Linked DNA regions of Homo sapiens: region 2 is linked to region 1. A link is a contact called in ENCODE Hi-C or POLR2A ChIA-PET data. All regions are on one chromosome and are shown on one strand. Each heading gives the region's core, a stretch centred on a gene start or an enhancer-like site at or near the end of the contact. The rest is flanking DNA. Distances are from core to core; before and after follow the strand shown.

Evidence for each region. Hi-C counts contacts between places; a loop is a spot of excess contacts on that map. ChIA-PET counts read pairs that join two places held with the same protein, here RNA polymerase II (POLR2A). Pooled maps may share reads with other maps.
Region 2: a map of transverse colon shows a loop between it and region 1 (2.8-fold over the local background). The contact joins two enhancer-like sites. A Hi-C loop is called at or near these places in 10 of 168 maps with a recorded cell type or tissue (IMR-90, aorta, ascending aorta and 6 more) and 17 of 50 pooled maps. POLR2A ChIA-PET finds 5 or more read pairs at or near these places in 5 of 52 experiments (AG04449, H1, IMR-90 and 2 more).

What each region holds. Positions count from the first base shown.
Region 1 is chr5:147,407,817-147,413,325 of GRCh38, reverse strand. It overlaps DPYSL3 (dihydropyrimidinase like 3), which reads left to right. Exons shown (of 14, transcript NM_001197294.2): 6 at 638-718; 7 at 4,530-4,598. Among named protein-coding and RNA genes, the nearest start is that of DPYSL3, 99 kb to the left of the region's middle. RefSeq lists a cis regulatory region at 4,193 and an enhancer at 4,109-4,278. Within about 2 kb of position 2,150, at least 4 of the 41 ENCODE cell types and tissues checked have a DNase peak (open chromatin) inside an H3K27ac peak, as active enhancers do; they include ascending aorta, where a contact is called at or near this core.
Region 2 is chr5:147,550,971-147,556,479 of GRCh38, reverse strand. No RefSeq gene overlaps it. Among named protein-coding and RNA genes, the nearest start is that of JAKMIP2-AS1, 6.3 kb to the left of the region's middle. RefSeq lists an enhancer at 159-658. Within about 2 kb of position 2,124, at least 12 of the 41 ENCODE cell types and tissues checked have a DNase peak (open chromatin) inside an H3K27ac peak, as active enhancers do; they include ascending aorta, where a contact is called at or near this core.

The DNA.
Region 1 (5,509 bases), core at 901-3,400:
AACAAGCTCCAAACCCCTCATAAGCCCAGTGAAAGTGTGAGGCTCTTCGCCTGCAGGACCAGGAGGGCCTTCTGCTGATTGGAATAATCCTACTGCCTTGCCTCTGACTCTCCCCCTAAGAAATTCATGACATGCGTTTGCTTTAGACAGAGGCTATGTTTTCAGAGGAAATACAAGAAATGAATTCCCATGCCTCCTGCTTAGAGGTGAAGGTATGTCTGCCTTCACAGGTTAAGAGATAAGGGTTTCAGTTTTTGTGTTTGTTTCTGGCCTGGCTGTAGTGGTTTTCTAGAGCATTTGTTGAGAAGAATTCTGAGACTGTCTCTCAGCTCAATGGGAAAATAATTCCATTAAAAATGTGTGCTAGAGGCAGAGGAGAGGAGTTGGTGGTACTTTATTATATATTTGCTCTGCCAGCCTAGGGAACATGGTAGGTTCTTTATATAGTCAGAGTTTCCTGGGATTTCTTTGGACTAGCACTCCTCTTTGGTCATGCCTATGTAATATATATTTCTGCCCTAGTGACTTATTTCCTCTGCTTTATCCCATCTGTTTTAGCTTGGGCTCTGGTAATTGGCCCTTCTGTGGGGCTGCTAAAAGTGCTTGCAAGAGTGACAAAGACTCATTTCTATTTCAGCTCTATGAGATCTTCACCTGCCTGGGAGAGCTGGGGGCCATTGCTCAAGTTCATGCTGAGAATGGGGATATCATTGCCCAGGTAACACCGTGCAGCTCCCTGGAGCGTGCTTTGGGTCTGCATTCCATTTTCTTCTTCATTTCTTCAGTGCTGCTTGAGCTCTCAATATGTGCAAGGCACCATCATAAGTACCTTGCTAAAGACAGAACCTGCTCCAAGGTACCTCACAATTTAGGTGGAAGAAACAGAGGGGAATGTAGACAAGCAATGAAACTAGAAGATGAGGTAAAACAGAAAGAGGGCTGGCCATTGTTGGAGAATCAGAAAAGGCATCCTGGAAGAGGAGGATTTCAAATTGGAACATTTAATGGGAGAGCATTTGCTGATTCTCTTCTGAAAATGTGTCAAAGCTACAAGACATTCTCTGTCATAAAGAAAGACCGTAAGGCAGCATTTCTCAGAAGCCAGAGATTGGATCCAAGTCTGTGGAACTCATAGCCTTAGATAATAGAGAATTTAGGTCTCATGAGGAGCAAAGGTCTCACTGGATTCCTAGAAATCATATTGAGAAACTTGAGGAAAGAGTGACGAAAGTGAGGGCCCCAAGGCCCAAATTGATCATTTGTAAGGAAGAAGGAAGCAGTTATCTCTCCATCTCCTGGGCTGCTTAATGGAATAGATGGACAGATGTGTCTTAGGAAGGGTTTTGTTTCTCAGAAACATCTCAAGATTGGCCTTTGCTAGGAGGAGACAGCCCGAAAAAAAAAGAGTGAGCTTTCTTCATCCATTTGATAATGTTGGCAACAAGAAACCGTTATTCATTCCTTCAAAGAGTATTTCCTGAGCACTTTGTGCCAGGCAGTAGCTATTGAAGTGAGCCAAAACAGATGCATTCCATAGCTCACTAATACTTGGGCTGTGCTTTTATTTTAGAAGTTGACCAGAACTTGGTGAATGTGGTCAGCAGGGGTGTAGGAACAATGTCTAGGCCTCCCCTCATCTCGGACCATTAGTTTCCTGATAGCAGGTGCCGTTTGGTGAGCACTGACTACTGTGTGCCAGGAACTAGTAAATTTTCTGGTGTATTCTCATTTAATTTTCACCCAACCCTTTAAAGATGCTATCATCCTCCCTATTTTATACATGAGACCATCCAGGCTCAGAAAGATTACGTCACTGGCCCAAGGATCACAGCAAATAACTAGGAAAACGAAATCTTTGCCCCTAAGGTGATATACCTCAGTGGGTATCTTTACTCAGAGATGGCATATCTGGGATCCCTTGCCTCCCAAGCCCAGCTGCAGGCTTGTGGGCAGGCAGTACCCCAGCCATGCAGGGCTCCAGCTGTTGTGATTTCAGACTCTCCATGTTGTCTTGCTGGTGGGGGAGGTGAGGTAAGTGTACAGTTTCCTCTCACCATGACCAAGGAGGCTAATTAGTCAGGACCCTGACAGCACTTTCGCCCACTTCCACCACACACCCAAAGATAATGAAATCATTTTCTTTAGAGAGCCCAAATGCCTTGGTCCCGTGGGAGGCAACCCAGTGATATTAGAACTGTACTCCTCCCTTTATCCAAGTTTTCAGGGCAGCAGCCAGAGGTCCCAGCCCTGCTTTCAGCTTCCCTGGAAACCAAACTCTCTGGCAGTTAATTCTAGCCCCTGAGGAGGCAGATGGACTTCAATCCAAAGTCTGCGTTCTCAGTTTATTTCCTCTTGTGAATCCTTAGAGTGGAAGTTTCTCTGGTTTCCCCTCCCGCTGCTATTTCCCTACCTTGGGAAGATCTGTTCTCAGTCAGGAAAAGAGTAGGGGCATTTTTCCATTTGGATGAGTTTATTGTGTGTGTTTATTAAATTCAGCTTGAGCAGAAAGATTTTTATCACATTGTTTAAATGAAGGCAGCTGCTATACTCAGAATTTCTTGCTGCACTTATTCAAAAGTGAGTATATGAGAGAGGAATCTTTGCCTTTGGGTACAAACAAGGATGATTTTCAAGAATTTCAAGTTGGCAAAACAGTCTAAGACGACAGCATCTTTAGCCATTCGTTCAACAAATATTTGTTGAGCATCTACTATACGCCAAGCCTTGGACGGGGAAGATGTAAAAGACAGGGTTCCTTTCCTCATGGACCAAGCTACAGTTGTGTCATGACCCAAACTGTGATGTAACTGTAGCTGTGATGAATGCCACAACAGGCCCACTGCTATCCCCATGTAAGGTAGCATCAGTGGGGCTTTACTGCTGTTCTTAATCTCTCAGCTATAGGGACATCATGGCTTCAGAATAGGACTTCCTAGCCTGAACAGTGCATTAGAATCACCAAATTTTTCTAATTCCAGGTATTCTGGAATTAGGAAAAGTCAGTAGCAGAGTTCAGGCAAGTGTATTTTGAAAATAATCCCCTGGTGATTTAAATGTGCTTGGAAGCCACCTCTTGAGCTTAGCTTTGTCCTGTGCATTATCCTGGTGCACTCAAACAAGACAGAAGCACAAGTGTCACCTAAGACAGAGATTCTTTAGTTGGAGACCTTAACCCTTGTGTGACTGGAGGCAATTTAGAGTAGAAACTCACTAGACTTTAGAAGAAATTTAATTCAGTTCAAGTTTCAATAAGTGAGAATGGTAAGAATGAAAAGTGGAGGTGCTTTTCTGGAAAAATAAGCCTGTAACCTTTCTTTGTTTTCTGTAGAGCTGGAGATAGTGACCATTTCACTTCTCATGGTTGCTTTTAGTATGTGCATTTTCCTTTCTACTCCTCTTTTAGAGATTTCTATTACTAAAAACAAAAAACAGAACGTTCTTTTCCAGGTGGTAAGAATCCTTACCTTTCTAAATGCCTCACAGTTTCAAAGTGAGACTAGGCTTGTTGCATTCACCATTTTTCCTATGTGTCTCACACATTACCAGAGTACTCCCAGGTCACTAGGCCAGGACTGCTGGTGCAGAGGTTCATAGGGACCAGTCTTAATAATTTCAGAGTGAATGCCAGTAACGCTGAAGAAATGGTGGCTTGGGATTTCTGCCAGTTCCAATCAGTTCATGTGTGTGTGCTCACTGCCCAGCTACCTGCTTCTTCCATAAAGAGGCTAGAAGTCTGAGGAATTTTGCCATCAACCACAAGGGACATGCACTTCTTCTGCCATGTCCACAACTTGGTTAAACAGAATTTCACCAAGACACTAACTTAGGTAATGCTGTTTGGAGGCACTATTTTGTTTCGTTAAATTTTGAATCCATTCATTTAAGCCATAGATTTAAAACATCAAAACTCCTGAGTGGCTTATTAAAATATGCATTTCTAGGATTCAACCTGACATCTTCTGATATGTTAGGCTAGGATGGGTGAGAAATCTGCATTTCTACAAAAACAATTCAGGCAATTCTGATGTAAGTGATGAGTGGCCCACACTTCGGGAAACATAGCACTAAATTATAAGCCCCGTGAGGTCAGGGGCTAACATTGCTTTAATGCAGGTACTTACCCAGAGCCTAGGAGGAAGCAGTTGCTCAATACATTTTGTTGAGTGAAATGGCTTAAAGAGCATGAGTGAATAAACAAATGAGATAAGCAAGTATAGTTTCAGAGGCAGCTGAGACTGAGAGAGATGAACAATAAGTGACCTGGTATGATTCTTGAAGGGCAGTATAGACAAAAAATAGTCTAACAGACAACTATCTTTCTTCTAATAAAAACAAATCACCCTTGAATGTTTTTTCTTTTTATCCTTTTAGTTGAGTCTACCCTATATTGCAACTCCAAATATAGGATTAATACATCTGTTCAACATACGCATATTTATTCTTTAGATCTTTAGATCAGAACATACCAGCGTAATTTTTCCAAATCTCACTTGAGCTTATTGAAGAACTATTTTCTTTTTTCATTTCAGGAGCAAACCCGCATGTTGGAAATGGGGATAACTGGCCCAGAAGGCCATGTACTGAGCAGGCCAGAAGAGGTAAGTTACAGGGGATGAAGGTGCACACACAACGCATGAATAAACATTGTTAAAAGGCGACGAGAATGTGAGTACCAGGTTGCAGTATTGGAACATTTCTTCCAAAGACCACTTCTGATTGACTCTAACTCAGGAGCCCGTGAGAAAATTAGAAAGGAATGTAAGAGACATGCTTATTTCTGACCCCTAATCTCCCTACAGATAACACAAGTTGGAGTGTCCTTCACAGCTATTCAGGAGTGTTAAATTTCTAATCCCTTTCTTAAGGAAATCTCAGTGTGAATCTCATAGACATTTCCACTTATTCCCTTATTTCGAGTCCTGCAAAATATTGGCATATAGATAAGATGTTGAATGGGTTTTTTATATACATTATACTCATCAATTTGTATAAGGTGATGATTATGTCCAGGTATGGAAGTTTCTCATATATAAAATGAATGCTTATTTATGTCTGTACTTAGCAGCCAAACAACAAATCAAAGGTGACTAGAGGCTGGTTCCATGTCTCCGAGATGTCAGCAGCTTCACCTACTGGCACGGAGCACAGAGCTGGGAATTGGCTGCCCATGTACCTGAAAGCACATTGGCTTTGGAAGGGCAGCCTGGGTCTAGCACCTAGAGCAAAGTCAAGGCCCTCCATATCAGTGAAGCGAGTCCTGTTTCTGTCCTGTCATTCCAAACCCTACAACAGGGAGAAGAAGGAATCATAACCAGAAATGATTCCCATATCCTGTCTCTTTTAGAGTCTTATTTAAAATATAAATAGAACACATATAGAAAAAAATGTTTCTATCCTAAGGAGGCAATGAATTTTCACAAACCAGATACACTTAGCTAGTGTTACACTAGTTATACTAGTATAACTAGCACCCATAGAAGGAAACAGATTATCAGCACCTCAGAAACTC
Region 2 (5,509 bases), core at 875-3,374, 140 kb before region 1:
TTACTTTGCAAAATCCTTGAAATCTTCTAATGTTTGAGGAAAAGAAAACTTTATGCATATCATATAAAGTAAATCAATATCAGCAAGGACCTTGGCAATACCCTAATGAGCCCTAAGTGAATGTAATCATGGAAACAGTAGAGAAGTGGTAAAATAAGACTCAGCCATTGCAAAATCCCTTGGCAATTGTTGAGTGAGGGCTGTACATAAAGCAAAGCCCACACTGGAAAACTGAGGGAGGGTTGCTTAATTCCTAAAGAGAATGGTTCTCTGCTACCTGCCATGCTGGGAATAATTTTAGAGAGATATTTGGCCAAAGATATTAAGGACTAATGGTGGTTTAATTGGTTTTTTTTGTTTTTTGTTTTTTTCTTTTTGTTTTTTGTTTTGAGACGGAGTCTTGCTCTGTCACTCAGGCTGGAGTGCAGTGGCACAATCTTGGCTCACTGCAACCTCTGCTTTCCAGGTTCAAAAGATTCTCTTGCCTCAGCCTCCCGAGTAGCTGGGATTAGGGGCGTGCACCACCACGCCCGGCTAATTTTTGTATTATTGGTAGAGACAGCGTTTCGCCATGTTGGCCAGGCTGGTCTCGAATTCCTGACCTCAGGTGATCCGCCCGCCTCGGCTTCCCAAAGTGCTGGGATTATAGGTGTGAGCCACCGTACCCGGCCTTTTTGTGTTTGTTTTTTTGTTTTGTTTTTTGTTTTTTTGTTTTTGAGATGGAGTCTCAATGCTGGAGGCGCGATCTCGGCACACTGCAACCTCCGCCTCCCGGTTCAAGCAGTTCTCCTGCCTCAGCCTCCTGAGTAGCTGGGATTACAGGCTTGCACCTCCACGCCTAGCTAATTTTTGTATTATTAGTAGAGACAGGGTTTCACCATGTTGGCCAAAATGGTCTCAAACTCCTGACCTCAGGTGATCCGCCCACCTGGGCCTCCCAAAGTGTTAGGATTACAGGCGTGAGCCACTGTGCCCGGTGGTTTATTTCTTATCTCACTCTTAGCCCCAAAGAACACACTATTCAGGCTCGGCTATTTCAGAATGTCAGTGGCTTCTCTTCTTGTTCCTCAAATCACACCACTCCTAATACCATAATAATCTGTCAATCTCCATGCCAGACAGTGAAACCTCAACTTCCTCATCTATAAGATTAGGATAATGCTAACTTTCACCAATTGCCAGAGGTTTTAAGCGAGGCAATGCATGTAACAGATTTAACCGCAATTACTTGTATGTAGCAAAGATTTTTAAATACTAGCCATCATTATTAGCACTCTTTTGTGGTAGTTAGGGAAGCGGCCATGTACTCATCACTATATTCTTAGCACCTATTACAGTGTCCAGCGCATAGAAGAGGTTCAAAATTTATGGAAAGAGTAAGGATATTATTAAAAATCGAGGATTCCAGGGCTTAGAATCCAGAATAATGAAAGATCTCTTTTTGTTTTTCACTCATCACATCAAAAAATCCAGTTAGACTCCACAATCTTACTCTGACACTGAGAAAAGTGAAAATTTCAATGGTTTTATCCTAAACAACAAACACAAATAATATGTTTCTCATTAGGGAAAAAAATACCTTGACCACCAGTTTCCAAACACTGACTTCCTGAAAGAAAGTGGAAAAATCCAAATCTAAATAAAAATCTGCAGCTTCTCCAAGACCCACGCTCCAGGCCATATCAACTAATACTCCGGGAGGGAGTAGTTTCTGTCCACCAATGGAACTAGCTTCCCTTTGCAAAGCCCCTTTTATAGGCAGAATTCCTTTTCCATTTCCTTGGGGTTTTATTTCACTTTGCGGGCTGTTTGCAATATTCTGGTTTGAGGGAGTAAAAGGGAAAGAGGAGGAAAATGCAGGGTGAGTTCCTCCAAATGTCAGGCTGGGTAGTGCCAGGACAGCTGGGCCTGAAATCCTGTACCTAAGGAGGGGACTGGTATGGCTGAGAAGAATGTGAGCTCAGCCTCATCTGGTTTCTTTTAATGCTCGAAGCAAAGAGCCTGAGTTATTGCATTCTTTCTCGATGTCTTACATAAAATCAGATTATTAAGTGCAGAGACAGTCGACTGTTCTCTGTCCTCCTGGCTAGCTTTTAGCATCCCCATAGCAACGTCAATAAACAGAGAAATAAATGAACTTCTGAAGAACAAGTCTGTTGGCTTTGCTGTCTAAATTATTCTCACTCTCTCTGCTTAAAGACACACACACACTGTTATTGTTCTCCTTCCTAAATCTATGTGCTTTTTTAGCCCGGTGATGACGTTTGAGCTTTTACATTTAGATTTTGATCCATTTTGAATTTGGTTTCTGTTACTCCTTTGTTTAAAAAAATCTTCAACTACTCACTGTCATCTACAGAATTAAGTCTGTTTCCTTTGCACAGTATTCAGAGTTCACTTGATCGCTTTCTTTTCTTTCTTTGTTTTCTTTTTGAGGCAGAGTCTTGCTTGCTCTGTCGCCCAGACTGGAGTGCAGTGGCGCAATCTTGGCTCACTGCACCCTCCACCTCCTGGGTTCAAGCAATTCTCTTGCTTCAGCCTCCTGAGCAGCTGGGACTGCAGTCACCTGCCACCATGCCCAGCTAATTTTTGTATTTTTAGTAAAGACGAGGTTTTGCCATATTGGCCAGGCTGGTCTCGAACTCCTGACCTCAAGTGATCTGCCCACATTGGCCTCCCAAAGTGCTGGGATTACAGGCATGAGCCACCATGCCTGGCCTCACTTGATCTCTTTCAAAGCCAGTTCTACGCCATTGTCAATGACACCTTAAGCTTCATTCAAGGAGAAAAAGGCTTATTTTCCTTATAAGACACTTTCTCATCTGACATTAACACCCCTGTCCATGCTCCCAGCTATGATAGTAAAAAAGGGTGTTGGACGGGGCGTGCAGTGGCTCATGCCTGTAATCCCAGCACTTTGGGAGGCCAAGGCGGGTGGATCATTTGAGGTCAGGAGTTTGGGACCAGCCTGACCGACATGGTGAAACCTCGTCTCTACTAAAAATACAAAAATTAGCCAGGTGTGGTGGTGGGCACCTGTAATCCCAGCTACTCGGGAGGCTGAGGCATGAGAATCGCTTCAGCCCAGGAGACGGAGTTCACAGTGAGCCAATATTGTGCCACTGCACTCCAGCCTGGGGGACAGAGTGAGACTCTGCGTAAAAAAAAAAAAAAGAAAGAAAAAGGATGTTAATGTTAGATGAGAAAGAGTCTTATAAGGAAAGCAATAACCAAAGCAAACTTCAAGTCCATCTGCAACACGGAATCCCAATCTGGCCTCTACTGCCGCCAGCCTGGATCAAGCCATCCCCAGGGCCAATCTAGATAACATCTCCGAGAGTCTCTGAACTGGGCTTGGTGCTTACACTGTTGTCTTGCATGGTCTGTTTTTTGACACAGAAGTCAGAATGATCTTTTAAAAACATAAATCGTATTAGGTCACTCCCCTGTTTAAAACTCTTCAGTGACTTTCCTGGCACATAGATGAAGTCCAAAGACCTTATAATGCCTATCAGGTCCTAAGTGGCCTGGCCTGTGTTCATTTATCTTACCTCATTTTGTATCCCTTCTCTCACCTCTGGCTCTTACCCTCCAGAATCACTGGCCTTCTTTCCATTCCTTAAACGTGTACAGCCCTTCCCTGCTTCTGGCCTTTGCATTTTCTCTTACGCTTCCTGGAACAGTTTCCTCTGATTTTATGGGGTTGATGCCTTCTCATTGCCATTCAGGCCTCAGCTCAAATGTTTTCTCTAAATGTTTTAGAGAATTTATTGACCACTCCATCTGTAGTTCCCTTACCCCATCCCACCTCAGCATGCTATCAAATTGTTCTATTATGTTTCCTTGTTATCTTGCTTATTTATTTGATAACTTCATTGTCTGAGTGTCTCCATTACAGTATAAGGAGGGCAGTAACCATTTCTGATTGGCTCACCACACAAAGGCTTGGCACAAATGGAAATCAATCAAAATATTTTTTGATTGGGAGGCCGAGGCGGGCGGATCATGAGGTCAGGAGATCGAGACCATCCTGGCTAACACGGTGAAACCCCGTCTCTACTAAAAATACAAAAAATTAGCCGGGCGTGGCGGCATGCACCTGTAGTCCCAGCTACTCAGGAGGCTGAGGCAGGAGAATGGCGTGAACCCGGGAGGTGGAGGTTGCGGTGAGCTGAGATCGCGTCACTGCACTCCAGCCTGGGCGACAGAGTGAGACTCGGTCTCAATATATATATATATATAAATGAATCAATAAATAAATCCCATTTTTCAAGACCCAGTCTGTATATGACCTCTCTGGTGAAGCCTTTATCACCCATTACTAGAAAGTGCCTCTCCCGTGCAAATCTCCTGCACAGCGATGATCATTTCTTTTAGAGGACTGATGTGCACAGCTGCCATACCTTCTCTATTAAACTATAACTTCTTAAGCAATGTGTGACCCATTTTATAACCTACTACCTATATCTTTATATATCAGAGGTGCTCAACTAACAAATATCACTGTTTTGCTTCTTACCCTACAATAGCTCACAGGCACAGGCCTGGCCCTAGAGCTGTCCCTCTACTTAATGTTGAAGCACAGGAAGTTTATTTCTTGGTTACTAATTATAGCATATCTTTTCAGTGGTTCACATCACAGTCCTTGGCTGCCATCTCATGTGTAAGCTATCGAGAACAATTCTTTGTGAGATGAAGCATCATTGCTGGGTGTAATAGTCTACTCTTGCATTGCTATGAAGAACTACCTGGGTAATTTACAAAGAAAAGAGGTTTAATTGGCTCACAGTTGTGCAGGCTGCACAGGAAGCTTGGCTGGGGAGGCCTCAGGAAATTTACAATCACGGCAGTAGGTGAAGGGGAAGTAGGTTTGTCTTACATGAACAGAGCAGAAGGAAGAGGGCAAAGGGAGAGGTGCTACACACTTTTAAACAACCAGATCTCATGAGAACTCACTCACTATCTTAAGAACAGCAAGGGGAGATCTGCCCCCATGATCCAATCACCTCCCACCAGGCCCCTCTTCCAATATTGAAGATTGCAATTCAGTATGAGATTTAGGCGGGGACATAAATCCAAACCACATCAACAGGATCTCCAGGTGGGTACCAGAAATAAGAACCTTCTTTGGAGTAACAGCAGACCACTCCACGCTCCCACACCGCTCCCGCCACACACACATACCCTTCAGAGGTGCCAGAGAGCTAGCACTCTACAAGGGTAATGGTCAACCAGTGGAGACAGAAACTGGACATAAGTGCCTCATTTTTCTGGTCTTTAGCTGGGCCAATTTGAGACACATTCTAGAGAGTCCTCAAATATTCTGGCAGAACTAAGCCCCTGTCACCTGTGGCAGTGACCTTCATAATGGACCTTCCTGAAATTTTATCCTTTTGCATGCTGTTCTCTTTCTCATTCTTTTCTCATCCTATTTTTGAGATCACCTCCCAAATAAACTATCTGTAAATAAGTTGTCTCAGGCTCTGCTTCAATGGAACTCAAAATAAGA